3 separate regions of the Homo sapiens genome follow, and regions 1 and 3 are each linked to region 2. A link is an interaction called in ENCODE POLR2A ChIA-PET data of the cell type or tissue named here. Cell type or tissue: PC-3. All regions are shown on one strand. Each heading gives the region's core, and the rest is flanking DNA. Links, peaks and the distances in the headings are about the cores only. Region 1 has its middle 51 kb from the start of SPINK2. Region 2 has its middle 40 kb from the start of HOPX. Region 3 overlaps CHAER1 (cardiac hypertrophy associated epigenetic regulator 1).

Region 1 (10,034 bases), core at 1,112-9,111, 130 kb before region 2:
AGGCATGGAGCAAGAAACTGACCACCTCGTGAAAAAAATTCCGGGAAGTACTCAGGAACTAGAAAGGAACATATGTGAGTGTAGCTGCCCCACCACCATTTCCCACCCAAGTTTAATATGATATAAGTAGGTATTTATAAAACACTTGTTATCACAACACACTGGTCACTTATTTATGTCAGCTTGTGTCATTTCTGTTATTGAGAAGAGTACTTAGATTTCAAGTGCATTTTATTACTCATAAGTGGTGTTTTTGTAATGGCATCATCACCTGCATTTATGACCACTTATTGATGAGAAACTTCTATTAGGCCTCTCTCTTTGCAGAGATGTCACTATCATTCTTTACATTAGAAACAATTTGGGGCCACAATAACCATCATTACATGGTGCTAAAGTTAGGAAAACAAATCTTCCAATCTTTATGGATGGTGGAAAATAGCTTTATCTTCTTTGAGAGTTTTAAGGGTTTGGTGACCAATTTAACACATCAGGAGAAATAACTTTGTAGACTAAAAAATGCTCTATAATAGTTGCAGCAGTGATAGGACAGCTAGAACTGAGTTCCGAGTGTTTTGAAGAGTATCTGTCCTATAACTGGTACTCACTGAATATTTGTTGAATGAATGAATGGTTGAATGAACAGATACCTATTTTCTCTCTCTCTCTCTCTCTCTCTACATATATATATATATATATATATATATATATATATATATATATATATATATATATATATATATATTTGAAATGGAGTCTCCCTCTGTTGCCCAGGCTGGAGTGCAGTGGCACAATCTTGGCTCCACCTCCTGGGTTCAGGGGACTCTCCTGCCTTAGCCTCCCAAGTTGCTGGGACTACAGGTGCCTGCCACCATGCCCAGCTAATTTTTGTTTTGTTTTGTTTTGAGGTGGAGTCTTACTCTGTTGCCCAGGGTGGAGTGCAATGGTGCGATCTCGGCTCACTGCAACCTCCACCTCTGAGGTTCAAGAGATCCTCCCACCTCAGCCTCCCAAGTAGCTGGGAGTACAGGTGCATGCCACCATGCCCAGCTAATTTTTTTATTTGTAGAAGATACAGGGTTTCACCGTGTTGGTCAGGCTGGTCTCAAACTCCTGACCTTAAGTGATCCACCCACCTAAGCCTCCCAAATATGAGCCACTGTGCCCAGCCTCTTCCTATAGACTTGGTGAGCTGTGAGCCAGAAGTAGAAGCCCATTATGAAGACCAAGATGATGCATCTAATGATAATGAGAAGCAGCTAACTGGCAGAAGACAATTTGACAGCAACATACGATATCCCGTTGCTACTGCACTTGGGTAATTAGGAATTGGCTATACATGTATTTATTTGGACAAGTGGAGATGAAATAATATCCTTTTGCTCTAAGTCGTAAGAACATATTTTAGGTAAGACAGCCATATGGTGTAACCATTGCCCCAGTGACTATTTCCCTTAGGCGGTGGCCAAGATGGGCTTGTCTTATACCAAATGCCATGTTGTAAAGTCAGATTAGAACAAAATTATAATTTAAATTTAGGTGTGCAATATATTGCATTTTACTATGTTTACATTTTATTCCAAACCCATATGGAATATTTTCAAATCTCTTGTCTCTGTGTATGTATTTTCTTATCTTTTTCACCCTTGCAAAACATTTAATGTAACGCGTGCTCTTTCCTAACTACATTTGTTTACTTTAACTATGTCGGCTTGTGTCATTTCTTCATTAGAGGAAGCAAAATTATGTCCACTTGCTTCCTTTAATGGAGAAAGGCTGTGACCCTTGGAGTTATAAGTGGAAGGAAGAAGGAGGTCTCCTATGGCCCTAACTTCAGGGCTAAACTCTCCTGTGAAGGCTTTGAGCTACACTGAGTCTGCTAAGGGGACTAGAAAGTGATGGTACTTGGACTTGAACATTCGTTATAAATGAGTCCTAACATATCTGAAGTATCAAAAGGGAAAAAAATATTTTACAAGTTGATATGGCTTGGCTGTGTCCCCACCCAAAATCTCATCCTGAATTGTAATCCTCATAATCCCCATGATCCCCACATGTCAAGGACAAGACCAGGTGGAGGCCATTAGATCATGAGGGCTGTGTCCCCCATGCTGTTCTCATGATAGTGAGCGAGTCTCTTGAGATCTGATGGTTTTATAAGTGTCTGGCATTTTCCCTGCTTGCACTCACTCTATCCTGCAGCCTTGTGAAGAAGGTATCTGCTTCTCCTTTGCCTTCCACCATGATTGTAAGTTTCCAGAGGCCTCCCCAGCAATGCGGAATTGTGAGTCAATTAAACCCCTTTCCTTTATAAATTACCCAGTCTTAGGTAGTTCTTCATAGCTGTGTGAGAATGGACTAATACACAACTTTAAGCAGATAAGAGATGAGAGGTAGAAAGCTCATCTTTGGGGTAGCCTATCCTTTTTCTCTGTGAATTTCATGTAGGACAACACGCTCTATTTCAGCTATCTATAGTCACCTAATAAGGCACTCCAAATATAGTGGCTGAATAAGGCAGTCAGATGGTGGCATGGCTGGGACCTTCAAGATGGCATGATTCATATGTCTGCAGCCTTGGCAAGGATGACTGGGGGCTGGGACCTCTCTCCATGTGACTGACCTCTCTTTCTATGTGGTCTCTTTGGTAGGGTAGCCTGATGTCTTCCATGCTGCTTCAGGGTTTGGTTTTTGTTTTTGTTTTTTTGAGAGGGAGTCTCACTCTGTCACCCAGGCTGGAGTGCAATGGTGTGATCTCAGCTCACTGCAACCTCTGCCTCCTGGGTTCAAGCTATTCTCCTGACTCAGCCTCCTGAGTAGCTGGAATTACAGGGGCACACCACCAAGCCTAGCTAATTTTTGTATTTTCAGTAGAGACGGGGTTTCACTATATTGGCCAGGCTGGTCTTGACCTCCTGAACTCAGGTGATTCACCCACCTCAGCCTTCCAAAGTGCTGGGATTACAAGCATGAGCCACTGCTCCCGGCCGCTTCAGGGTTTTTAAAAGTACAAAAACAGAAGCTTTCTTTAGGCTTAGGCCTAGAACTAGTATAATGTCATGTCTGCCACGTTCTACTGGATGAGTGAATCATGAGGTTAGCCCAGATTCTGTGTGAGAAGACCACGTAACGATTTAATACCAGGAGATGTGGCTCATTTTGGGCTGTCTTCAGAGACTGGCTACCACACCGTCTAGATTGAATGGGTTTGATATGCATGGTCTAAGGAGCTAAACTATGTAAAGGTATACACAATATATTATTTCTTGTTTTTGGTAAAAGTATACACACATATTACCATGCAAACAGTTACAAGAGATCAAGAAACAAGACCCAAAAATAGCTGGAGGGTTGTCCCTTTCAATTAAAGGAGATTCTAAAAAATAACCTGGATTGGGTTTTCTGTGTTTAACCCGGTGTTAGACTACGATCCTATAAAATACTGAGCTACCTGGATGTCTTGAGAAACTGTTCATCCCAGCTGGGGCAAGGTTAGCCCTGCTGGTCAGGGATGGGCCATTTCTGCTGTCAGTCATCCTGGGATAAGGTAGGTCCTGAAATGCGAAATGAGGCTGTTGGAAGGAGGCCTTATGCTGGCATGAGTGGGCAAATCCTTCCTCTCCTCGGGCCTGGACCCTTAGAAGAGAAGATGTACACAAAGACTCACCCATGAGGTTAGGGAAGAAGTGAAGTTCAGTGCCTTTGCTACATACCTAAAGGCATGATTCAGTGCCTTTACTACAGGCTGAGGTTTAAGCAAAGCTGTGTTCCACAAGGGATTGCTGTGGGAAGTCATAGACCTGTGAAGTTTCTAGGTCTGTGTTACAATTCCCTTATGTTAACCAGAAGCTTCTAAAGAATCTCTGTGAAACATCACAGCCCAGTTTTAGTTAGTACTGTGGAAATAAGGGGAAGGTTTGTGTCTGGTTGGAATGAAGCAGTACAGGGGACAGCAGCAGCCCCCAGAGGGACGGTATTTTATAATAGAAACCTCTAGGGCAGGCCAGGCACGGTAGCTCATGCCTGTAATCCCAGCACTTTGGGAGGCTGAGGCGGGTGGATCACTTGAGGTCAAGAGTTCAAGACCAGCCTGGCAAACATAGCGAAACCCTTGTGTCTACTAAAAATACAAAAATTAGCCTGGCGTGGCGGTGGGCGCCTATAATCCCAGCTACTAGGGAAGCTGAGGCAGGAGACTTGCTTGAACCCAGGAGGTGGAGGTTGCAGTGAGCCGAGATTGCACCACCGCACTCCAGCCTGTGCAACAGAGCAAGACTCTGCTTCAAAACAAAAAACAAAACAAAACAAAAAGAAACCTCCAGGGCAGGGTTATGACAGAGCACACGGTGGTCCAGGGTGGCTTAAGATGGATTGATCATTGCTGACCACGCAGGGGGCAACTGGGATGGATTTCAGATACAAGTTAGCATTTTCCAGGGATTTCCAGTGACAAAGCAAGCTAACTGAGGGCTTAAGCTAATAGAATTTGGCAATGAGAGGGAAATGTAGCATTATTTGTCATCTCTGGTGGGAAAGGCCTAGGCCTGTACCTTTGGTTTACAGTATACATAAGATATATATCCTGCCAAAGAATGATTACTGTAGGTAAATATGACAAGAATTCTCTCTCTCTTTTTTTTTTTTAGAGACTGTGTCTCGCTCTGTCACCCAGGCTGGAGTTCAGTGGTGCCATCATAGCTCACTGCAGCCCTGAACTCCTAAGACGAAGCAATCCTCCCGGCTCAGTCTCCCCAGTAGCTGGGACTACAGGTGCACGCCACCATACCCAGCTAAGTTTTAAAAGTTTCTGTAGAGATGAGGTCGCTCTATGTTGCCCAGGCTGGTCTTGAACTCCTGGGCTTAAGTGATCCTCCTATCTCGGCCTCTCAAAATGCTGAGATTACAGGCGTAAGACACACACACACACACACACACACACACACACACACACGAGCCATTGTGTCTTCTGGCTATAGGCTCTTTTCTCTGCTTCTCTGCTTCCTCCCACTTGCCCCCTTGCTTGATCTTTATTGCTTTCGGCAGCCCTTTCAAGTAATTGGGGACCTGGGTTTTATCTATTTCCTACTGTCTGAGTCCATTTGGGCTCCTATAACAAAATGCTGTGAACTGGGTAGCTTATAAATAACAGAAATTTCTCATAGTTCTGGAGCTTGGAAGGCCGAGTTCAAGGTGCCATTGGATTTGATGTCTGGCGAGGGCCCGCTTTCTGGCTCATAGTTGCTGTCTTCTTGCCGTGTTCTCACGTGGTGGTAGGAAGAAATGAGTTCCCTCGGGCTTGCTTTATAAATCCCGTTTATAAAGGCTTTGCCCTCATGATCTAATCACCCCCAAAGGCCCCACCTCTTAATACCATCCCGTTAGAGGTTAGGATTTCAATATATAAATTTTGGGGGAATAGACTGTATCTACTTTCTAGGAAAAAGAATTTTGTCTTTGCATCTCTATCTTTTTGTTTTTTGGCTAATTTCCAGGAAGAGAAGATGATAAATGCTACCTGTATCCCGTCTTGTTCAAACCAGAAATTCACGTTCATGAACTTCAGAGTCAGACAGATCTGGATTTGAATTTTTTTTTTTTTTTTTTTTTTGAAACAGAGTCTCACTCTTTCCCAGACAAGTGCAGTGGCACGATCTCGGCTCACTACAACCTCCACCTCCTGGGTTCAAGCAATTCTCCTGCCTCAGCCTCCCGAGTAACCGAGACTACAGGCATGCGCCACCATGCCTAGCTAATATTTGTATTTTTAGTAGAGACGGGGTTTCACCATGTTGGACAGGCTGGTCTCGATTTCCTGACCTCAGGTGATCCACCTGCCTTGGCCTCCCAAAGGGCTGGGATTACAGGTGTGAGCCACTGCGCCCAGCCTGGATTTGAATCTTGACTCCACTACTTGTTGACTTGTGTAACCTTGTGTAAACCTATTTTTATTTATTAAAAAAAAACAGCTACAGGGTCTATGTTGGCCAAGTTGGTCTTCAACTCTTGGCCTCAAGCAATCTCACCTTGGCCTCCCAAAGTGTTAGGATTACAGGCATGAGCTACTGTGCCCAGCTTTTTTTTTTTTTTTTTTTTTTTTTTTGAGACAGGCTCTCACTTTGTTGCTCAGGCTGGAGTGCAGTGGCATGATCATGGCTCACTGCAGCATCAACCTCCCGGGCTCAAGAGATTCTCCTACCTCAGCCTCTCAAGTAGCTGGGGCTACAGGTGTGTGCCACCACGCCTGCCTATTTTTTTTGTAGAGAGAGGGTTTCACTATGTTGCCCAGGCTGGTCTCAAACTCCTGGGCCCAAGAGATCCACCCACCTCAGCCTCTCAAAATACTGGGATTACAGGCATGAGGCACCATGGCCTTGAGAGTTTAATGAGGTGATGTTTACAAAGCTCTTAGCACAGTGCTTGGCACGTAGTAGGTGCTCGATGAAGAGTAGCTGTGACTATTAGTGTCATGGCCACAAACTACTGACCAGCACGCTCTATTTAACTCCTAGCCTGCTGTTACTTTTGGGAAAATATCTTCCTAAATTAACATAATTATGTTGAAGAGATCAGAGTTTCCAAGAACATGTTCAGCAGGAAAACATTCAAGAGATAGTTCCTAGTTTGATTAAAAAACTAAGGCAGGGCATGGCGGCTCACACCTGTAAACCCAGCACTTTGGGAGGCTGAGGCAGGTGGATCACTTGAGGTCAGGAGTTGGAGACCAGCCTGGCCAATATGGTGAAACCCTCCGCTCTACTAAAAATACAAAAAATTAGCCGGGCGTGGTGGCGCAGGCCTGTAATCCCAGCTACTTGGGAGGCTGAGGCAGGAGAATGGCTTGAGCCCAGGAGGTGGAGGTTGCAACAAGCTGAGATCACGCCATTGCACTCAAGCCTGGGCCATAGAGTGAGACTCCATCTCAAAACAAAACAAAAAAAAACAACAAAGGCAGGGGAATGAATTTAAACCTAGGAAACATTATGAACCACAATCCACCCTTTTCAAGATTCATAAGGCACATACCTGTATGGTGGTGTTGCAATAGGTTCTGTCGTGGAGTAATGTAATGTGCATTATCACAGAGCACAGAGAATATTCTGACGTATTTACAGGGGATAGCCCCGCCCACACAGGCAGGTCAATGTCTCAAATGAGGATGAAAGAATTAGCAACCCTCCTCCCACAGAGAGAAACTGCAGAACCTTAGCCATTCAGAGTCTGGGAGTTCCTTCTGGTATAACAAAGGAAGTTGCTATTCAGGAATACTCTCTCTGTTATTCCGGGAAGTACTGCTCTTACCCCATGTGCTGGAAACTGCCCTCAGTGCCTCCAAGTACACTAATGCATTTAATCCACAATGCTTTGAAGAGATTACTCCCTTTTACAGAGAAGGAAAAAATTTTTTTGCAACGAATGAGGGAAGTATTCCACACCTGTGGAAGGGAAGGAAAGGAAGAAGGACTGCACAAACAGAGAAGATGAGTTGTGGTGCAGACCCAACGGAAGGCTTCAGTCAACCCCATGGGGAGATCTGGAACAGAAGTCCTGCAAAGTTGCTCTAAGTAGGAGGGAGGAGGTCGGGCCTTTATACCCTGTGTTAATTAGTCACTGAATGTGGGCCATCCCTGGAAACAGGTTTCACTTTAGGCAAGGCAGTTTTTTATCATCAGAGGCAATCCCCAAAGAGAGCTGACCTATGAGAGCTGTCTTCTGGCCACACTTCTAGCAGCTGGGAGACTAAGTCCTTCATTCCAGGGGGCACTGAGGTGCACACTGCAGCTCCCACACCACAAGATGCATTTCCAAACTAAAAGTTTTATGCACTGACTGTGGACAAGTGAACCACTCCAGGAATTGAGCTCTCTCTTTGTAGGTAAAGCCCGAATTTTCCTAAGGAGGAACAGAAATTTTAGATTTTTTGATAGGGAGTTTTTGTTGTGTTTTGTTTTTGTTGTAAGAGATGTGGTCTTGCTATTGCCCAGGATGGAGTGCAGTGGTGTCATCACAGCTCAATGCAGCCTCAAACTCCTGGGTTCAAGGGATCCTCTCTTCTCAGCCTCCTGAGTAGCTGGGACTACAGGTGTGGACCACCATGCCTGGCTAATTATTTATTTATTTTTTCTTTTGTAGAGACAGTGGTCTCACTTTGTTGCACAGGTTGGTCCCAAACTCCTGGCTTCAAGTGATCCTTCCACCTCAGCCTCCCAAAGTGCTGAGGTTAGAGGCATGAGTCTCTGGCCTGGTAGAGAGTTTTGAGGAAGGCACATTCTTGTCAATACTTGTTATTGTCCATCTTTTAGATAATGGTCAGCTTAATGGATGTGAAGTGTCTTATTGTGGTTTAGATTGCATTTTCCATTTCCCAAATGACTAATGATGCTGGGCATCTTTTCATGTGCTTCTTGGCCACTTGTGTAGCTTGTTGAACAGAAATATCTGTTCAAATCATTTGCCCATCTTCTGATTGGGTTGTCTTTTTGTTGCTGCATTATAAGAAATTTTTATATATTCTAGATACAAGTCTTTTATCAGATATGTAATTTGTAAATATTATCTCTCATTCTGTGGGTTTTCTTTTCACTTTTTTGATAGTATCCTTTGACTCGCAAAAGTTTTACATTTTGATGAGTTTAATTTATCTATTTTTTCTTTTGTTAGTTGTGTTTTTGATATCATAGCTAAGAAATTGCCAAATCCAAGGTCATGAACATGTGCACCTGCTTTCTTTTTTAGCATTTTATAGTTTTAGCTCTTCTATGTAGGTCTTTGATCAATTTTGAGTTAATATTTTTATATGGTGTGATGTAGGGGTCCAACTTAATTCTTTTTTTTTTTTTTTTTTTTTTTGTGACGGAGTCTCGCTCTGTCACCCAGGCTGCAGTGCAGTGGTGCGATCTTGGCTCACTGCAAGCTCCGCCTCCCAGGTTCAAGCGATTCTCCTGCCTCAGCCTCTGGGGTAGCTGGGACTACAGGCACATGCCACCACTCCCGGCTAAGTTTTTGTATTTTTAGTAGAGACAGGATTTCACCATGTTAGCCAGGATGGTCTTGATCTCCTGACATTGTGATCCGCCCGCCTCGGCCTCCCAAAGTGCTGGGATTACAGGCGTGAGCCACCGCACCCGGCCCCAACTTAATTCTTTTGCATGTGAATATCCATTTGTCACGGCACCATCTGTTGAAATGACTATTCTTTACCCATTGAATTGTCTTGGCAGTTGTTGAAAACCAGTTGACCATAAACATAAGGTTTTATTTCTGGACTCTCAATTCAATTTCATTGATTTATATGTCTGTCTTTATGCCAGTATTGCATTGTCTAGATTACTATAGCTTTGTAGTAAGTTTTAAAATCAGAAAATATGAATCTTTCAACTTTGCTTTTTTTTTCAAGGGTGTTTTGGCTATTCTTGAATTTCCACAAAGTTTTAGGATCAGCTTGTCAATTTCTGCATATGGGAGCTGGGATTCTGATTGAGAATGCATTGAATCTGTAGGTCAATTTGGAGATTATTGCCATCTTAACTATATATATATATATATTTTTGTTTGTTTGTTTGTTTGTTTTTTTCAAGAGAGAGTCTCACTCTGTCACCCAGGCTGGAGTGCAGTGGTGCGATCTCAGCTCACTGCAACCTCTGCTTCCCAGGCTCAAGCTATCCTCCTGCCCCAGCCTCCTGAGTAGCTGGAACCACAGATGCATGCCACCATGCTCAGCTAATTTTTGTATTTTTGCTAGAGATGGGGTTTCACTATGTTGCCTAGGCTGGGTTCGAACTCCTGAGCTCAAGTGATCCGTCCGCCTTGGCCTCCCAAAGTGTTGGGATTACAAGCGTGTACCACCGCGCCTGGCCCATCTTAACAATATTAAGTGTTCTGATCCATAACCATAAATGTCTATTTATTGAGGTCTTCTTTAATTTTTTTCAACAACACTTTGCAGTTGTCAGTGTACAAATCTTGCACTTCTTTTGTTAGATTTATTCCTAGGTAGTTTATCCTATTTGGTGCTATTGTAAATTAAATTGTTTTCT
Region 2 (10,034 bases), core at 1,449-9,448:
TGATAACTACACCTGCTAATCCAGCCTGGGATGACACAGGTATACACTTCTGAACTCTTACCTCTAGTTCAGGAACAGTCTTTCTGGTTCTCTAAAATTAAGAAACCAAAAGTGGAAACACTAACAATTATTTATTTAGAATACAGATGTTTACAAGATCCTATTAAACATCCCTGGGCAAGCTTCCTCTTCCTGTATCTTAAAACTTTTCTTCTGACAACAAATACACAGTGCACCAGGGTCTGAGCAAAACAGACTCATATCTAGCATCCTCTCCTGCAACCTAAGTAGTGGGGATCTAAATTGTGGACAAAGCAGACTGAGTATGGTGATTGGTCCATGTCAGGCAATGAGAGGAATACTAAACCAGGTCTAAGATCCAGGTCAGAAGTCTTTCCAACACACTAGAGAGATGATTCAAGAACAATCCAGAGCAACAGCCAGGCACGGTGGCTCACACTTGTAATCCTAGCACTTTGGGAGGCTGAGGCAGGCAGATCACTTGAGCCCAGGAGTTCAAGGCCAGCCTGGACAACATGGTGAAACCCTGTCTCCATTAAAAATACAAAAATTAGTGGAGACTGGTGGCATGCACCTGTAGTCCAACCACATGTGAGGCTGAGGTGGGAGGATTGCTTGAGCCTGGGAGGCAGAGGCTGCAGTGAGCTGAGATCATGCTGCTGCACTCCAGCCTGGATGACAGATTGAGACCCTGTTAAAAAAAAAAAAAAAAAAAAAAAGAACAATCCAGGACAAAACCAGCTGGGCAGAGAGTGTGCCTTTAACTTGGGCCCAGAAGCCCCATTTATGGTAAAAGAATCACTTCCTCTGCCCAATAGTCTAGAGTCCTTGAATGGCATGTGATGGGAGGGAATGAGGGTTCAGTGTCCTTTTAAATGCAAGTATGTTACCAGTACTAATCTCCTTGAGTTTGCTTTTTCAACTGTGAAACAGGGATAGCAACATTCTACTAAATTTTTAAAAAGCACTTTGTAAATAGTCATAATAATTGCTACTGCTACAAAGTACTAACAGACAGGGCAAGGTTTACTTTGATGCCTGAGATAAGTCTTCACAAGAACGCAGAACTCTAAGTTTTATTGTCAGGAGTCTCTTTTGGACACCCAGGGTCATACACCAAAACAATAATGCCCACCCTAGACTCAGAAAAACTGCACAGTGCCCTCTGTCTCCACCTTGTATCCTAGGTGTGCAGTTGCAGACACTGTAGGTTAGCTGGACCCATCATCATACCCAAGCCCCTTCTCTGTTGTCACACTTCTTTCATGAGACTGTAAGGGCTGGAAACATTAAATCCTCTCTTTTCCATTCTCCCTTGAGGCTGTGTGGTCACATGACACAGTCTATCCAACAAGGATCAGGTCAAAGGCGGGAGGTCAAAAAGCCTTTGGGGAAGGCTTTTGCATTTCTTGATAAAAGGGACTTAAGCAGCAGGTTCTGTTCTTCACTCCTTTCTTGCCTTGTACCATTTTCAGTTGTTCATTGTAGAAATAGAAATAAGCAAAAAAAGAAAAGAAAGAAATGATAAAACCAACAAAACTCATAAAAATTACACATGATCGGGCTCCAAAAATTAGGGAGAGGGAAACCCCTGCCTAATGAAACTAATAAATGTTTAAAACACTGTAAAAAATTACCCATGATCCCACCACACAGAGGTAACGTCTTACTAACCTTAATATTATGCTATATCATATTGGGGGAAGGCATGTTTTCTATGCATAAATACACATGCAACAGGGAGAAGAACTTAATTCAGAAGCTAGCAGCAGATTGAACCATTGTTCTGAGAGGATGGAAGGATGCTTCCTAAGGAAAAAATTGGCTGTCTTGTTCAGGAAAACATATTTTTTTTTTTTATTTGAGATGAAGTTTTGCTCTTATTGCCCAGACTGGAGTGCAATGGCTCAAATCTCGGCTCACTGCAACCTTTGCCTCCCGAGTTCATGCGATTCTCCTGCCTCAGCCTCCCCAGTAGCTGGGATTATAGGCGCATGCCACCACACCCAGCCAATTTTTGTATTTTTAATAGAGACAGGCGTTTACCATGTTGGCCAGGCTGATCTGGAACTCCTGACCTCAGGTGGCCTGCCCGCCTCAGTCTCCCAAAGTGCTGGGATTATAGGCATAAGCCACCACACCCGGCCTAGGAAAACATCTTAATAGTTTTGGGGGCTGTGAAATATAGGTCTAGAAGACGAGGAAAAAAGAACTCAGTGGCTGTGCACAATAAAATACCATTTGTCCCACGGAGATTCAGGTAGGATGACGTTTAGGATCCATGGGCACTTGGAGAATGGAGAGGTGGAGGAGAACGATTTGGTAAGGGACGGCAGGCACAATGTCAGCTGACCCAGAAGGCACCAGTGAGAGGCTGGTGGACTGGGCTTAGGAACTTTAAAATATCAAATGTTCTATTTTCAATGACTATCTATACAGTGCTGGGCTTGCTGTCACTATGCTGTAATTGTTTTTTGCTGTCTTCAACCTTCCCAACAGCTCTGTCTCACAAAATGGCCTTGTACTGGTGATGCTTTAGGGATTGGGGAAGGATCTGCTTGAGCCGCGCTTGCAGGAGGCCGTAGACAGTGAAAGTGCTGGCTTCTGTCTGCCTCTTTTCTGGTAATAGCACCTTCACATTTGGGGAACTACTTCTACTTCATGTGGTCCTGATAGAGCCGTTAATCACAGTTCCCCAGATTTCTCCCCCCATGACAGTTAGACCCAGGCTGGCCAATGACAGCGTCATAACCCTTGGCATACATGAACTGAACCAAGTATGGGCTCTCGACCTCCCAGGTTCAAGGGATCCTCCTACCTTAACTTCTCTAGTAGCTTGGGCTACAGGCATGCACCACCATACCTGGCTAATTTTTTTTTTTTCTTGAGATGGGATCTCACTATGTTGCCTAGGCTGGGCCAAAGTCCTTTGCCAGAATTGTTGCAATTGGACCTGGAGAGATGGTTCTACATTGTCACCTTTCATGGAGAGTTGTGAAGATGGAGGGCTGGGGCTGCAGGTAGCCTTTGACTCGGACTCATGGAGAAAGCCATTCTGTAAAGGGAGGGAATGAAGCCAGGCAGATGGGAATGAGAAAGTCCTGAGGCCTTGGTTCCCACTCTTCCCTGGGCTACCCCAGCCTTCCTGGCTCTGTGAACTAGTGAATCCCTTTCTCAGTGTATCTGTCATTTGTAATAAAAAAGAGCCCTTACTAATGGGAGAGCAAATAAAGGAAGAGAGAAGTGCATGGAGGGAGGAATCTCAGCCCCTAGTGTAATTAAGAATATAGGGGAACCAGAGATTCATAGTAAGAGGTAACCAGAAGTAGCACTAGATTTTTCTCAGCCAATGGGAACTTGAGAAAAATTATTTTTACATACTAAAAGAAAAGATAACCCCTGACAAGTGGAGAATTTATGGACCTCAAGGGGTTACATAATTTTTAAAACTATATACAAATGTATGGCAGATAAGTTACCCTCTTTTTTTTTTTTTTTTTAAGAGAAAAGGTCTCAGCTGGGCATGGTGGTTCACACCTGTAATCCCAGAACTGTGGGAGGCTGAGGTGGGCAGATCGCTTGAGCCCAGGACTTTGAGACCAGCCTGGGCAATAGTGAGACCTCATCTCTATTTCAAAATTTAAAATTAAAAAACAAATAGAGACATAATCTTGCTTTGTCACCCAGGCTACATAGAATATGGTGGTGCAATCATAGCTCACTGCAGCCTTGATCTCCCTGGATCAAGGGATCCTCCTGCCTTAGCCTTCAGAGTAGCTGGGATTACAGGCACCTGCCACCACACGTGGCTATTTTTTTTCTTTCTTGACAGCCCAAGCTGGTCACGAACTTCTGGGCTCAAGTAATCTTTCTGCCTCATCTCCCAGTGTGCTGGGATTACAGGTGTGAGCCACTGCACCTGGCCTGTTACCTTCTTGGAGACTTTTTGCTACTCTCTCTCAACTCTGGTCCTCATGTGTAAACTTTGTTCCACATCTTCTATTGTCCACTGAAAGGTCCTTTAAAAACCTCATATTGGGAGGCCAAGGCGGGCGGATCACGAGGTCAGGAGATCGAGACCATCCTGGCTAACACGGTGAAACCCCGTCTCTACTAAAAATACAAAAAAAAATAGCCAGGCGTGATGGTGGGCGCCTGTAGTCCCAGCTACTCGGGAGGCTAAGGCAGGAGAATGGCGTGAACCCGGAAGGCGGAGCTTGCAGTGAGCCGAGATTGCGCCACTGCACTCCAGCCTGGGCCACAGAGCGAGACTCCGTCTCAAAAAAAAAAAAAAAAAAAAAAAAAAACCTCATATCAACTGTTCAAATGTATCCTTGTCTCAACTCAATGTCAGAGTGACTAATAACAATTGTGGTAATAATACAAATAATTTGAAATTTCACATTCTTTTCCCATGATGGACGTGCTAAGAGGTAGTGAAGTGGACACAAGTCAGGCAAGGATCCGGGACATCAGCCACAGCTTATATTGGCAAGGCAGGAGATAAGATTTTTGGTTTTATGAAACCTGGCATTATGAGCCTGGTGAGCTCTATAGAAACAATTATAGAAACAGAGGAGCAAAGGTTCCTAGAGACCCTCTCCTTTACCTTCACCAAGACAATTGTATCATTACAGATAGTGAGTGCTGCTGCATGAGGAATGTGCTCCTGTAAACAAATATCAATGTGGCTTCTTAGAAGAGTCTGCCAACTAAACTTAGAAAAACATAAGAAACGTTTATTTGAATCTCAACTTATATAACTCATCCAACTACTAAATGCAATGACAAACTGACTCATGGTTCATATGAATCAGCCCTAGCATTCCAGATTAGTAATGCAGAAGGCGTTTCTTTCTTCTTTCTTTCTTCTTCCAGATAGAAGCTCTCTCTTCCCACTCCTGTAAAAAAAAAAAAAAAAAAAAAAAAAAAAAAAGCTCTTTAGATAGAAACTTGGCATTCTCTGGGAGTGAAGAAGTCAAGTGTCCTGGGATAGTGACCCTAAGAGGAAGAATCCTCAGGGGCACAGGAACTGTAATCTAGAGAAATAGTTTCATTTCATGTATTCATGTATGAAAAGGAGACTACATATGTGTATTTATGTAGCTAGAAGGGCAGGTTAAGGGAGAGAATTCTGATTGTCCCCTAGCTCTTTTTCCCTTCTTTCAGTAGTTTTATCTGGGAGATGGCTGCGTGTCTAAAGTCTACGTTTTCTCACTTACTTTATAGTCAGGTTTTTAGCCAGCCCCCAAGATGCCTCCAACAATCTCTGCCTCCTGGTATTCACACCTCTGCATAGTCCCTGCCCACATTGTGCCACAGAATTGGTACATTGTGCCACAGAATTGACTAACACAATTAAGCAGAAATACTTCTAGGTCACTTCTGAGATTAGGTTCTAAAGGACACTAAGCTTTCTCTCTATCTCTCTCTCTCTCTCTCTCTCTCTCTCTCTTCCCCCTGGGATTACTTGCTCTGGGAGAAGCATGTTGAGCAGCTCTACATGTTGAGAAGCTCATGTGGCAAAGAACAGAGGCCTCCTGACAACAGCCAGTGAGGAGGTGAGCTCTGCCAACAACCAAGTAAGTAAGCTTAGAAGTACATCCTCCAGACCCTGTTGAGCCTTCAGATAACTGCAGCGCCTTAGCCACTACCACTCAGCTAAGCTGCTCCTGAAATTATTTGATATCATAAATGTTTGTTGTTTTAATCTGCTAAGCTTTGGGATAATTCGTTATGCAGCAATAGATAACTAGAACATTACGTGTGGCCAAGAAAGTAATATGTGCACTTCAGGGTCATGCCTCTAAAAGGAATAAGTATGCTTTCTTGTTTCTCCTTCCCACTTCCTAGAATGCAAGCATAGTAATGAGCCATCTTACTGTCGAAGCTGCATGGGTGACAGCAACACCTTAGGGTTGGAGGACAACCATGCAGAAAGAGCCTGAGTCTCTGCATTATTCAGGAAATACTAGGTTTAACTGCACTAACAAAAAACCTCCAGTCTTAGTGTTTTCAAAGCAGTGGTTTATTTCCAACTCCCTCAAATCTGCTGCAGCTCTGGGCTTCTAGACTTGCAGTTTAGCAGTGACTACGTTCTTCTTCTCAAGACAATGGCCTCTATCAGGAGGGCCCTCTACACAGCTACAGGTCTCTCCAGCTTTTGGTAACATCTTCTTCCCCTTGACCCTCCCTTTGACCCAAGCCTAGAGGTGGTAACTGTTGTTAGCCCCAATGCTTCACTATCCCTTGTTGGTGTCCCTTAATATTCTTCATACCTTTGTAGAGTTCCTTCATTAAACTGCCTTCAATTACCTCTGCCATCTATTTTCTGTCAATATCCTGACCTATCCAATCCTTCTTCCTCAAATGATAGCTACTAGTCAAAACAGCCAATAACATAAGAAATGGAAAGACATGTAAGTCCCAAAGGATGATCTTTTAGATTATAAGCAGAGCGAACATGCACTAGCACCCAAGTCTCACAGTGCATAGAAAAGATATCCCCTTTGTTGTCATCATCAAGATAGTGAGAAGCAGTGGCATCCAAAATATCTGTGAATCTAGGCCAAATCATTCCAGTAAAAAGCTATTTGACCTACTTATTCCAAAATTAAAGCTTATTCCAAAATATTTTCAATATTCAGTTCAAGTATTATTGACATACCAATTAATTCCTCAGCTGGGCTTCCACTGAGTTCAGGCAGAAAGTTCTAAATTAGGGCATGAAGTTTGCCAGGTTTCTGTTTTGAACAAGTGTATTAGTCCATTCTCACACTGCTACAAAGGTACTACCTGAGACTGGGTAATTTATAAGGAAAAGAGGTTTAATTGACTCACAATTCCACATGGCTAAGGAGGCCTCAGGAAACTTACAGTCATGGCGGAAGGCAAAGGGGAAGCAAAGACGTTCTTTACATTGCGGCAGATAAGACAGAGCTAGCAAGAGCAGGGAAAACTGCCTTACCAAACCATCAGATTCATGAGAACTCACTCACTATCATGAGAACAGCATGGGGGAAACCAATTCCATGGTCCAATCACTTCCCACCTAATTCCTCCCTCAACACCTGGGGATTACAACTCAAGATGAGGTTCGAGAGGGGACACAAGGTTCGGGGAGGCCTCCAAAAATCTCACCAGCCACAAAGTATAGCTCACAGCCCAACTCATTGCATGGTGGGGGAAAAAAAACAAAAAAACAAAAGAGGAGGAAAGAGAGAGAGGAGAGAGGGAGGCTGACGAGGTTCACAGAAAGAAAGCTGACTCTTCAAATGAGGAGACGCCTCTTCTACATTAAAAGCAAACAAACAAACAGCCTCATTTGGAAGTCCTCCCTGAGGGGCCACAGGTAGGGGACCTAGAGAAAGATAACCTCATCCAGAATAGAGAATGCGACTTTGCTCCAAACACATCAGCTTCCAACAGGGAATCTGCAGTGGCCAAAGGGGCCGCCAACAAGATAATGGAATATGATTGTTGTCCACAAAGATGCCTAGGACAGAAATTCCTGTAGGATCAACAACACAGCTAGGAAGAAAATGAAAAAGTCAGATTCTTCATCCATTTATTGAAATATTCACCAAGGCTGGGTATGGTGGCTCATGCCTATAATCCCAGCACTTTGGGAGGCTGAGGCAGATGGATATCCAGAGCTCAGGGGTTGGAGACCAGCCTGGGAAACAGGGAGAAACCCCATCTCTACCAAAAATGCAAAAAAAAAAAAAATTTAGCTGGGTGTGGCAGTGCACACCTGTGGTCTCAGCTACTTGGGAGGCTAAGGTGGGAAGATCACTTGAGCCCAGGGGGCAGATGTTGCAGTGAGTCGAGCTCGTGCCACTACACTCTAACCTGGGTGACTGAGTGAGACCCCACCTCAAAAAAAGAAAACAAAGGAAAGAAAGAAAGACAGAGCAAGAAAGAGAGAAAGAAAGAAAAGAGAAAGAAAGAAAGAAAGAAAGAAAGAAAGAAAGAAAGAAGGAAAGAAAGAAAAAAAAAAGAAAATTCACCCATTCTAATCCACAACAAACAATGAAAACAAAATTCAAAATCATGCATACTTGTTAAGATACTTTTTGCTACAAGTGACTGAATACTCAACTGAAAGTGGCATATCAGGTTTTTTGTTTTTCTGTAGGTCATTCCAGGTTCAGTTAATTCAACAGCCTGACTAGGCCAGAGCTCTCAATCATCCTTTCTGGGATTCTCTTCTCTTTCTCCTCATGGTCCCAAGATGATTGCTCCAGTTCCAAGCATCACATCCTACATGACATCATCCAAACACAGGAAAGGTCCTGGCTTTATTTTCAGGCATCTCTCATTTTATTTTATCACAGAGGAAAAGCCTTTTCCCAGAAGCTCCTTAGCAGTCTTCCCTTACCTCTCAGTGTCTGGAGTTGGGCCACATGCCCACTCCATGCCTATAATTGGTAAAGACAATCAGCACTTGGAACAGACTGGCACATAGCAGGAGCTTATTAAATATTTGTTGAATGAATGAAAGGTGGATTGGATTACCATGGTTGGCTTAGACCAATTATAGCCCATTTCCTAGAGCCCATTTTCCTAGAACACATTGTTGACTAATGGCTGAAGAAAACTGGCATTTTCTTATCAAGGAAGAAGGAAGGAACGGCTATTGGACAGTCAATAGTGTATGCCACATTATGCTATTTCTTAAAGCAGGGAACCAGAGCAACCCATTAAAAGGGCTTATTGTTTTCTAATGGTTACCTTGTAAAAAAGTGTTTTTGGATTTAAACAAATTGTTCATGCAAGGGGTATCTCATTAGTGAACAAGTTACACTATTCTAAAGAGAAATGGACTTTTTTTTTCTGCTCCAGCTTAGACATCAGTTCGTACAGATATTCTCCCTGCCTAAACCCCATCTGGGTTGGGTATCCTTCTTCTATGTTATCAGGCACTCTACCTCCCCATGTTACAGCAGTTACCACACTGGATTATATCCACTTATTTATTCTGTTTCCTGCAGTACAGGCTGTTACATGTTCACCAAATCATGTTTTCTTTTCTTGTGTGCTACCTTTCTCAATCCCCTTTGCAGTTAGGTGTGGCCATGTGACTGAGTCTGGTCAATGGAATGTGAGTAAAGTAGTGTATACCACTTTCAAGCTTGGCCATAAAAACTACCTGTGCAATCTCCTGGCTTTCTCTTTCTTAATCTGCTGGCTTAATGGAGAAGACTTTGTGGACATAAAAAAATATGGAAGGAGGCTGGGATCCTGAAGGACTGCATGGAACAGAATACCTGTCTTCTCAGCAATCCACACTATTCTAAGATGAACTTGGTGAAGAATGCATTTTTTATTGTGCTAAGCCACTGAGAATTGAGTATTTATGTGTTTTTGTTATGGTCGTTATCCAACTCTAACGAATACAGTTCCTCAGAATAAAAACTTACTGAAAGTAGAAATCTCTGTCTTGTTCACCATGCTTTCTTGCCCTACCTAGCACAGTGTCTGTCACATAATAGGCACTTAAGACACTTTTAAAAAATGAAATAAACGTAATTCTCCCAACTTGTAGCGAGTATCTACTAAATGCCAAAATAGCTTGAACTTTGTAATGCCATTTAAAAAACCTAAAATATTTCTCCCCAAAATTTTGAGGAGTTAAGTCAAAGACACTGAAAACACAGAGGAACACTCTGCCCCAGCCTCCATTTGCCTGGTGGCAAACTCTTCCTTCCTTACTGGGGACAGCACTTGCTTATGGGTCCAGAGAGGGCATCAGCGGGCACCAGAGGACTCGGGGAACAGATTTTATGATCTTCCCACATTTTCCTGCCTTTTAAAAGACTGGAGCCACTCTTTCCTTTGTCTTGTCACTGTGTAGGATTTATGGCTCTTTGTTAATATAGTATTTAATCTAGGCCCCAAGCTAGCTTGAGTAATACTTTTAAACTGAGGCCTGTCTTGCATGGTGGGCGCAGCATCCACTAATGAACTTCTGCTTGTTTTCCTCTTTTTAATCTGACTTTTGTTTTTAGGAG
Region 3 (10,034 bases), core at 793-8,792, 58 kb before region 2:
TGTTACCTGCATCTCAGAGCACGCATGGGGTGACAGACATGCAGAAGTAGGGGATCTGGGGAGTATAGGGAATTTTGGTTTCTAGATGTATTTCCAGACTTTCCAATGGCCAAACTTCTTTTCTGATAATCTGGTGGTATGCAGGCTAGCAAGAGACTTGAATTGGCCATGTCTGTCTCACATTTCAGCTATTCCCAGGAGTGCTTGGCAAAGGAAAATGTGGGTGAACAGTTTGACAGCAAATTGCCTTGGAAGCCTGCAGAAGGGTGTACTCCTAGGGAGGATGATAATAAAGCTAGTGTGTACTTATTGATTATTATGATGTGGGCTAGGCACTGTTCTAAGTACTTTATGTGTGTCAATCCTTTTGATCCTCAGTACAATCCTATGAAGTAGGATGATTGTTTTTCCCTTTTAATGGATAAGGAAGCTGAGGCACAGAGTAGTTAAATAATTTCCCCAGGTCATACAGGTAAAGCCAGGTTTCGAACTCAGATGGCCTAGCTGCATCATCTTCCAGTAAGTGGATAGAGCATACTTTCCAATCAGAAAATGGAGCAGTAACATGCTAACAAGGGTGAGTATTTGTTTGGACTAAGGTGGACTGTAAAGATAGGATGTTACAGCTTAGAATGCTAAAATGCTTTTGGCTACTGGATCAGTAAGGATGCTTTTGGCCACAAGTAACAGAATAACTAAACAAAAATAGTTAAACAGTAAAGACTTATGATTTCACATAGCAATAAGCCTGGATGCAGTCCAACATTTTAAGGTCAGGGATGTCATCAAGAATCCAGATATTTTCCATCTGTTGACTCTGTATTCCTCAGTATGTCTGCCATGTCTCCCTCACACTTACAAGGTGGCTGCGGCAGTTCCAGGCATCACATGGTAACAAGATCACATCCAGTGAAGAAGGAATTCTCATAAGACAGTCAGCAGATTTTGCAGGTAAATTGGACAAAATCAGTCTTATATCTATGTCCTAGCCTCAAGGGAGCTCAAAATGTGAATAGCTAGAATTCTCAACTCTATAGAAAGAATAAGCTACTCCAGCAAGTAAGAAGAAGGTAGGGTGAGAGGTGTTGGGCTACTGATTTGACCACTTACTTACTATATTTCTTTTTCCCTTTTATTTACTTTTAAGGTGAAGATACACAAAGGATAGATCAAGGTCATGATTTAATGCAGATGGCTGAATTATGACCAAAAAAACATCCATAGTCAGCTCCAGTCATATTTCTGACCTGAGGCTGGGCTTAAGGTCTACACAGCTGGAAACATCCATTTCTGATGCCAGCTACATCATTCCCTGATGAGAACAGTGCCAGCAGTGAACCCCTCACCACTCCCCACACCCAACCCCCACCTCAGTGTCCCCAGGGTATTATCAGTTGTGTCAGCCTAGAGTCTCTGAGTTTGGTCTGGCTCTGCCCCTCCCCCATCCGTTTAGAAAGAATCTATTTCTGTTTCTCTCTCTCTCTCTCTCTCATGCCTCAATCTCATGTCCTCCTGCTGACTCTAAAGAGACAGCTGATTGTGGGAAAGATTTAAATTGGGTTATTCTCTCTTAATATAATTTTTGTAAAATACTATAAATGAATTTCTTCATGGCCGCCAAAGAGAAGTGCTGCTATTTCTAGCACCAGACTGACAGGAATGGTGCCTGTTAGGATTAAGTTAAGCTGCAATGGGAACATTAAATATGGCTTAAACAAGACTGGGCTGTATTTCTTGCTCATATAAAAGTCCTGGTATTGTCACCAGAAAGGGGTCCTGATGCAGACCCCAAGAGTGGGTTCTTGGATCTTGCACAAGAACCAATTCAGGGCGAATCCACCAAGTAAAGTGAAAGCAAGTTTATTAGAGAAGTAAAGAAACAAAATAATGGCTACTCCACAGACAGAGCTGCCCTGAGGGCTGCTGGTTGGCTACTCTTATGGTTATTTCTTGATCACATGCTAAACAAGAGGTGACTTAATCATGAGTTTTCCCAAAAAGGGGCAGGCAATTTCCGGAACTGAGGGTTCTTCCCCTTTTTAGACTATATAGGAAAACTTCTAGACGTTGCCCTGGTATTTGTAAACTGTCACGGCATTGGTGGGAGTGTCTTTTAGCATGCTAATGCATTATAATTAGCATATAATGAGCAGTGGGGACCATCAGAGGTCACTTTTGTAGCCATCTTGGTTTTAGTGGGTTTTGGCTGGCTTCTTTACCGCATTCTGTTTTATCAGAAGGGTCCTTGTGACCTGTATCTTGTGACAGGAGCCCTGCTCACCTCCCATTTCATCCTGTGATTAAGAATGCCTAACTTCCTGGGAATGCAGCCCAGTAGGTTTCATCTTCATTTTACCCAGCCCCTATTAAAGATGGAGTCACTTTGGTTAGAATGCCTCTGACAGTGTAAGCAGCTTAGGCTGCTCTGGGGTTCTGCTTTGTGGCTGTATCACAGTCCACAGAAGCCCTTCAGTCATCACATCTGCCTTCCAAACAGCAGGATGGGCGAAGGGGAGATGACAGGCCAAAGAGCATATGCCTCCTCTCATTTAAGGAAATTTCTTGGAAGTTATCACACAGCATTGCCACTTACATTCTGTTGGCCAGAACATAGTCACATGGACACATCTTGCCACAAGGGCAGCTGGGAAATAGCATTGTATTAGTCAGGGTTTCCCCAGAGAAAGAGAACCAATGGATGTGTGTGTGTGTGTGTGTGTGTGTGTGTGTGTGTGTGTGTGTGTGTATAAAGATGATAAGGAATTGGCTCACATTATTACAGAAGTTAGCAAATCCAAAATCTGCAGGGTGAACAGGCAGGCTGGAGACCCAGGAAAGGCTGGTGTCCTAGTTCTAGTCCTCTGTAGAATAAGAAACAGCCAGTGCTGCAGATGAAGTCTGAAGGCAGGCTGCTGGAGAATTCTCTCCTCAGGGGAGGAAAATAAAATATTCTATTTTATTCAGGCTTTATGATCTATTCTTTTCTTTTTGGTCTATTCAGGTTTTCAACTGATTGGATGAGGTTCACCTACATTATGGAGGACAGTCTGCTTTACTCAAAGTCCATCAATGTAAATGTTAGTGTCATCTAAAAGTACTCTCACAGAAAGACCCATAATAATGTTTACCCAAATATCTGGGCACACTGTGGTTCATCCAAGATGACACATAAAATTAACCATCATGGACATCTTAATTTGAGGCAGCCAGTGTGTCTGCACTCTAGGGGAAGGGTCGGCAAACTACAGTCCACAGGACAAATCTGTTTTTGTAAGTAAAGGTTTTGGGAATTCAGCCACACTTGTTCATGTACATATTGTCTATGGCTGCTTTTGCAGTACCATGCCAAAACTGAGTGTTCTAATGAGACCATATGGCCTACAAAACCGAAATTTGACTCTGTCTGTACAGAATGGCTGATCCCTGTTTTAGGCAGTTATGTGCCCAGCTAAATACTGGGATTATTTAGAGAGAGAGAAAGGAAATTGTGGTAGGCAGATAGCAATCTTGATCCACAGCAGCATAAAGGACTTGCTGCTGAGATCTTCTAAGAAATCTCCCAGCCATTCAGCAGCAATTTTTTTGTGCAATCTATGAGATACTGAAGGAATTACAAAGAAGTACAAGCCATTTCCCCCAATCTCAGGAACTTAGTGGATTAACTTTGTGGAAAGCAATGGTCTTTGGACCCAGAGAGGGCTGAGTTTAGGCTGAATTATTAGCCATGTGATCAAACTTCTCAAAACTTCAGTTTTCTCATCTCTAAAATGAGCATGGCCCTATTACCTCATCAGGTTGCTGTATAAATTAAATAAGGTCATTTATATGGTGTCTAGCATATCATAAACCCTTTCTTCTTGTCTGATAGTGAAAACAATGATAACTAATAGTAATTAAACTTTATCTGTGTGCTGGGCTCTAGGCAAGGGTTCTTCATGTATTAACTCATTTAATCCTCACAACAGCTCTTCGAGGTAGGAACAATCATTATCCCCATTGTATGAATGAGAACATTGAGAGATGAGGTATCTTGGCAAAGAGTGCCTAGTTAGAGCAGAGCTGTGATTCAAACCCAGCTTGCCTGATTTCTGATCCCAAGAGCCTGCCCGCCAGTCTGTCCCACAGCCTTCCCATGTCAGAGCCCTCCTGCCATCATCTCCTTCCCCCTCTGGCTGTAAGACATTCACAGTGTAACTGAGAAAGCAGAGCACATTCAAATAAAAAACAAATTCATAACATAAGGCAGTGGAGGTGAAGTGCCAAGTGAGCGGTATCACTTAGATACTGAGAGGTTCCAGTCCCCCAGAGCGGTCAGGGGAGGTATCAAAGCAGGGATGGGGCCAAATTGGGTCATGATGGACCTACAGGATTTAGAAGACAGGAAGACACTGTGCAGCCATAGGGAGTGGAGTGGGCAAGGCTTGGAGGTGGGAAAGAAATAGCACAATTAAGGAATAACAGGTAAATAATCCTGGCTAAATCACAGGATTCTTACCGGGAGTCCAGAGAGAGCAATTTGGAAATGAAGATTAGAATTAAATGAAGGAGCTTGAATGTCTGTCTAAAAAGCTTCACTGTATTCGGTAGACACTGAGTAGTCATTGGAAGGTTTTGAATGGTGAAATCACATGATGGCAGCAGTGTCTTTAAGAATAATGTGGTGGTTTTGGGAGTGATGACTGAGGCCCAGAGGCTGGGAGACTAGTTGAGAGGCTTTTGAAATGATCTAGACATGACGTAATGAGAACTTGAAGTGGAGTGTTAGCACAGGCATGGATGGAATGGCAGGAAGGTAGGAGACATCACATGAGCAGAACCGGGGCACTTGGTGACTTCGTCTGGGAGTGAGGAGGGGGAGGGGCAGGATGACTGCCAGGCTTTCAGCCTGGGTGATGGGAGAATTTTATTCTAAATAGAAGCAGAAGAGGTAAAGGGGAGCTCCATCTGCCACCCCACCTCCATGAGGTCTCTGTCTCCACTGAGCATCTTCACTTACTAGCCGTCACCAGATACCTGTGAGCAGCCAGCCATCTCCTCTTTCTTCTTTGCTGCAAGGTGCCACTTCCACCAGAGAAGAACCTAGGGCAGTGAGGAAGCATGGCCTTTGGGTCAAAGAGGTAGAATTTATATCTGCTCCATCCGTCACTGGCACTGTAACCTTGAGCACATCTCAACTGCCCTGAGATTTAGTCTCTTTAAACTAGGGATGACAATACCTACTTGATAGAGTACTTGCGAATTATATAACAAACTCAAATCATTTAGTATTGCGTCTGGCACGAAGTAGATGCTCAATCATAATGGCTAACACACTGTGCTTGAAACAGGTACTGCTTTAACTGCTTTACATCGATTCACTTGTTTACTCCTCTCAACAGTCCTGCAAGGTGGATATCACTCTCACCTTCAGCGCACAAAGAAAGGAGGTATACAGAAGACACAGAACTCACCAAAGTCACAGGAACTAGGTGAGGATGAACCAGGCTGCATCCAAGCAGCCCAGCTTCAGGGTCTGTATTCTTTGCCACTACCCAGAACTTTTACCAATAAGCAAAGCTATTGTTTGCAATAACAGGAAGCAAAAATAGCAAAAAGTTCCCTTTAAGGGGGAGTGTTATAATATACTTAACAATCAGAATGGCTGAAGCACTGATCTGTGAGAGTGGCTACTGGTCATAGCCTGGAGCTGGTCTTTTAGGTCCTCTTTGGTTACTGGATCCTGGGAGGATGGATGAGGAAGTGGTCTCAGGCAAGGGGTGGAGTTAAGTGGCTGTGGAAGGTACTTTGGAGGCTCAGGCAGCAGCTTTTTTTCCCCTTAAACTTTTGTTTTAAGTTCTAGGGTACACGTGCAGGATGTGCAGTTTACATAGGTAAACGTGTGCCGTGGTGGTTTGCTGTACAGAACAAACCATCACTCAGGTATTATTAAGCCCAGCACCCATTAGCTATTCTTTCTGATGCTTTCCCTCTCCCAACTTCCACCCGACAGGCCCCAGTGTGTGTTGTTCCCCTCCCTCTGTTCTCATTGTTCAGCTCCCACTTATAAGTGAGAACATGTGGTGTTTGGTTTTCTGTTCCTGCGTCAGTTTGCTGAGGATAACAGCTTCCAGCTCCAACTATGTCCCTGCAAAGGACATGATCTGATTCCTTGTTATGGCTGCATAGTATTCCATGGTGTATATGTAACACATTTTCTTTATCCAGTCTATTGTTGATGCACATTTGGGTTGATTCCATGCCTTTGCTATTGTAAATAGTGTTGCAATGAACATACATCTTTATATATGAATATATGTATCTTTATAATAGAATGATCTATATTCCTTTGGGTATATGCGCAGTAATAAGATTGCTGGGTCAAATGGTATTTCCGCTTCTAGATCTTTGAGGAATCGCCACACTGTCTTTCACCATGGTTGAACTAATTTACATTCCCACCAACAGTGTAAAAACGTTCCTTTTTCTCCACAACTTTGCCAACATCTGCAGTTTCTTGACTTTTTAATAATTGCCATTCTGACTGGCATGAGATGGTATCTCATTTTGGTTTTGATTTGCATTTCTCTGATGATCAGTGATGTTGAGCTTTTTTTTTTTTTTTTTTTTTTTTGAGACGGAGTCTTGCTCTGTCACCCAGGCTGGAGTGCAGTGGCACAATCTCGGCTCACTGCAACCTCTGAGCCCCCCTCCCTCGGGTTCAAGTGATTCTCCTGCCTCAGCCTCTTGAGTAGCTGGGATGACAGGTGCCTGCCACCGTGCCCAGCTAATTTTTGTATTTTTAGTAGAGACGGGGTTTCACCATCTTGGCCAGACTGGTCTTGAACTCCTGACCTCGTGATCCACCCGCCTCGGCCTTCCAAAGTGCTGGGATTACAGGCATGAGCCACTGCGCCTGGCCTGAGCTTTTTTTTAATGTTTGTTGGCCGCATTAATGTTTTATTCTGAGAAGTGTCTGTTCATGTCCTTTAGGGCAGCAGCTTTAAACAACTCATACAGAAAGTTCAATATCTTAACTTCCAGTGTGGCAGGATGGGTGTGCCCTGGGTGAATACCAGAACTGGTTGTCATTTTTCAGTGTTTCCTGATCAACCTGTGGACAAAACAAACTGATTTTTAAGGACATTCTCATTGTTTAATGTTATATTGATTTTAAAAATATATTTTATTATTAATACCATGTTTAAATTGTTTTTTAAAAAGACTTAAGGCAGCTTGTAGTTTAAAAAAACCCTTACAAATAAAGTCATTAAGATATGGATCATAATAAAAGTTGTGTATGTAAAAGTTTTTGTTATGGGCTAAATGCTTGTGTCCTGCAAAATTCATAGATTGAGATTCTAACCCCCCAAAGTGACAGAAGTGGGAGATGGGGCATTAGGGAGGTAAGTCAGTTGCAAGGTTGGAATGCTATGAATAAGATTAGTGTCCTCATAAAAGAGACCCAGAGAGTTCTCTAGCCCTCATTCTGCCATATGAAGACACAGCAAGAGGATAGCTCTCTAGGAGCCAGGAAATGGCCCTCACCACACACTAAATATTCTAATAATTTGATCTTACACTTTCTAGCTTCCAGAACTGAGAGAAATAAATGTTTATTGCTTATGCCACTCAGTTGATGGTATTCTGTCATTGCAGCCTGAACTAAGACAGTTTATGCTTGAAAACTTAAACTAAGAACGCTAGTGAAACTCAGCACTAAATTTGACTCTGAGATTCCTAATGGCCAAGATTAAATGAGAAATAGGATGAGTTTCTTAGTTTTGACTATGCAAATAAACCTAAATGCTTCGATCTTTATGCCTAGGATTTAGGGGTGCAAGACCAAGATGGCATTTTGATGTGAAAAAGACAAGCTTCAACTTACTATATTCTTGCCCGAAAAGAGGTCCACTTTGTCTTTTACTCCACATGAGAATCATATTACCAAAGCAAAACACACCTCACCAGTTATGCCTCTGCTGAGTGAAAGACCAATCCCAGCTTTAAAGTAAATGAGTAGGCTGGACATGGTGGCTCACTCCTGTAGTCCCAGCACTTTGGGAGGCCGAGGCAGGCGGATCACTTGAGGTCAGGAGTTCAAGACCAGCCTGGCCAACATGGTAAAACCCCGTCTCTGCTAAACATATAAAAATTAACCAGACATGGTGGCACGCCTGTAATTCCAGCTACTCGGGAGGCTGAGGCAGGAGAATCGCTTGAATTTGGGAGGCAGAGGTTGCAGTGAGCCAAGATTGCACTGCTGCACTCTAGCCTGGGCGATAGAGAACGACTCCATCTCAAAAAAATAAAAAAAGGAATAAATTAAAAAGTAAATGAGTAAAGACAAAATTAGGGAAAGAGAAGCTTGATATCAGGAGAGGAGAATGTGATTTTGAGGATGAATTTTGTTTCAATGACCTGCCTAAGTGTAAAATGCTGGTCTGGATGAGCACCTTAAATAAGATAGTTTCCATCCCATTGAATTCCCCCTCACTCAAGTATAGGACCAGCCAATTATATGCAATCTTTTTTCACCAGAGGAAAAAAAATGAGAACTTTGCGAACACTGAAAGGTGATCTGGTGCCTCCCAGCATTTCTGGGGAGGCAGCCACATTAATGCCTATGATTCTTTCTTGTAGCATCTTCCTAGAGTTAAGGAAAGTCCTTAAAGTTTGCTATTAATGCCTCCTGGCTTAAGACTAGACCGAAGGATTTCAGGGAGCTTGTTTCTAATAGATCCTATGATCAAGAGGATTACAGTTTAGGACCAGAAGGAATACCTTCAACATCTTTTTCATTATTGTTCATGTGACCCAAATTTCCCAGATCTTACCACCCTGTAGTACAAAAGAGATTGCTTTGGAGTCCCATCTTCTGACTCAGGGTTTCATGTCCCAAAAGTTCGCCTTAAGATTTCTGAGATCTCCCTCTCCCTCTCCTCCCTCTCCCTCTCCTCCCTCTCCCTCTCCCTCTCCCTCTCCCCACGGTCTCCCTCTCCCTCTCTTTCCATGGTCTCCCTCTGATGCCGAGCCGAAGCTGGACTGTACTGCTGCCATCTCGGCTCACTGCAACCTCCCTGCCTGATTCTCCTGCCTCAGCCTGCTGACTGCCTGCGATTGCAGGCACGCGCCGCCACGCCTGACTGGTTTTCATATTTTTTTGGTGGAGACGGGGTTTCGCTGTGTTGGCGGGGCTGGTCTCCAGCTCCTAACCGCGAGTGATCTGCCAGCCTCGGCCTCCTGAGGTGCCGGGATTGCAGACGGAGTCTCGTTCACTCAGTGCTCAATGGTGCCCAGGCTGGAGTGCAGTGGCGTGATCTCAGCTCGCTACAACCTCCACCTCCCAGCCGCCCGCCTTGGCCTCCCAAAGTGCCGAGATTGCAGCCTCTGCCTGGCCGCCACCCCGTCTGGGAAGTGAGGAGCGTCTCTGCCCGGCCGCCCATTGTCTGAGATGTGGGGAGCGCCTCTGCCCCGCAACCCCGTCTGGGAGGTGAGGAGCGTCTCTGCCCGGCCGCCCCGTCTGAGAAGTGAGGAGACCCTCCGCCCGGCAACCGCCCCGTCTGAGAAGTGAGGAGCCCCTCCGCCCGGCAGCCGCCCCCTCTGAGAAGTGAGAAGCCCCTCCGCCCGGCAGCCGCCCCTTCTGGGCAGTGAGGAGCGTCTCCGCCCGGCAGCCACCCCGTCCGGGAGGGAGGTGGGGGTCAGCCCCTGCCAGGCCAGCCGCCCCGTCCGGGAGGGAGGTGGGGGGGTCAGCCCCCCGCCCGGCCAGCCGACCCGTCCGGGAGGGAGGTTGGGGGGTCAGCCCCCGGCCCGGCCAGCCGCCCCATCCGGGAGGTGAGGGGCGCCTCTGCCCGGCCACCCCTACTGGGAAGTGAGGAGCCCCTCTGCCCGGCCTCCACCCCGTCTGGGAGGTGTACCCAACAGCTCATTGAGAACGGGCCATGATGACAATGGCGGTTTTGTGGAATACAAAGGGGGGAAAGGTGGGGAAAAGATTGAGAAATCGGATGGTTGCCGTGTCTGTGTAGAAAGAGGTAGACATGGGAGACTTTTCATTT

What was found. Peaks named below come from ENCODE experiments on the same cell type or tissue, not always from the same donor. Only the 100,000 strongest peaks of a DNase experiment are listed, where the experiment ranks them.
Region 1: POLR2A ChIA-PET joins it to region 2 with 13 read pairs; 3 of 35 experiments call an interaction of 5 or more read pairs at or near these places.
Region 3: POLR2A ChIA-PET joins it to region 2 with 10 read pairs; 3 of 35 experiments call an interaction of 5 or more read pairs at or near these places.

What each region holds. Positions count from the first base shown.
Region 1 is chr4:56,766,081-56,776,114 of GRCh38, reverse strand. No RefSeq gene overlaps it. Among named protein-coding and RNA genes, the nearest start is that of SPINK2, 51 kb to the left of the region's middle. In PC-3, for the core only: no CTCF peak of the experiment used is centred there; no DNase peak of the experiment used is centred there.
Region 2 is chr4:56,636,387-56,646,420 of GRCh38, reverse strand. No RefSeq gene overlaps it. Among named protein-coding and RNA genes, the nearest start is that of HOPX, 40 kb to the left of the region's middle. RefSeq lists an enhancer at 4,471-5,670. In PC-3, for the core only: a CTCF peak has its summit at 4,807; DNase peaks (open chromatin) are centred at 4,470, 4,800 and 8,540; H3K4me3 peaks cover 345 bases; H3K27ac peaks cover 3,158 bases.
Region 3 is chr4:56,693,231-56,703,264 of GRCh38, reverse strand. It overlaps CHAER1 (cardiac hypertrophy associated epigenetic regulator 1), which reads left to right. Exons shown (of 5, transcript XR_001741702.3): 3 at 863-951; 4 at 3,002-3,077; 5 at 5,379-6,577. LOC105377666 (a long non-coding RNA gene) reads right to left here. Exons shown (of 3, transcript XR_941078.3): 3 at 7,009-7,090. Among named protein-coding and RNA genes, the nearest start is that of CHAER1, 6.2 kb to the left of the region's middle. RefSeq lists an enhancer at 8,867-9,674. In PC-3, for the core only: no CTCF peak of the experiment used is centred there; a DNase peak (open chromatin) is centred at 7,024.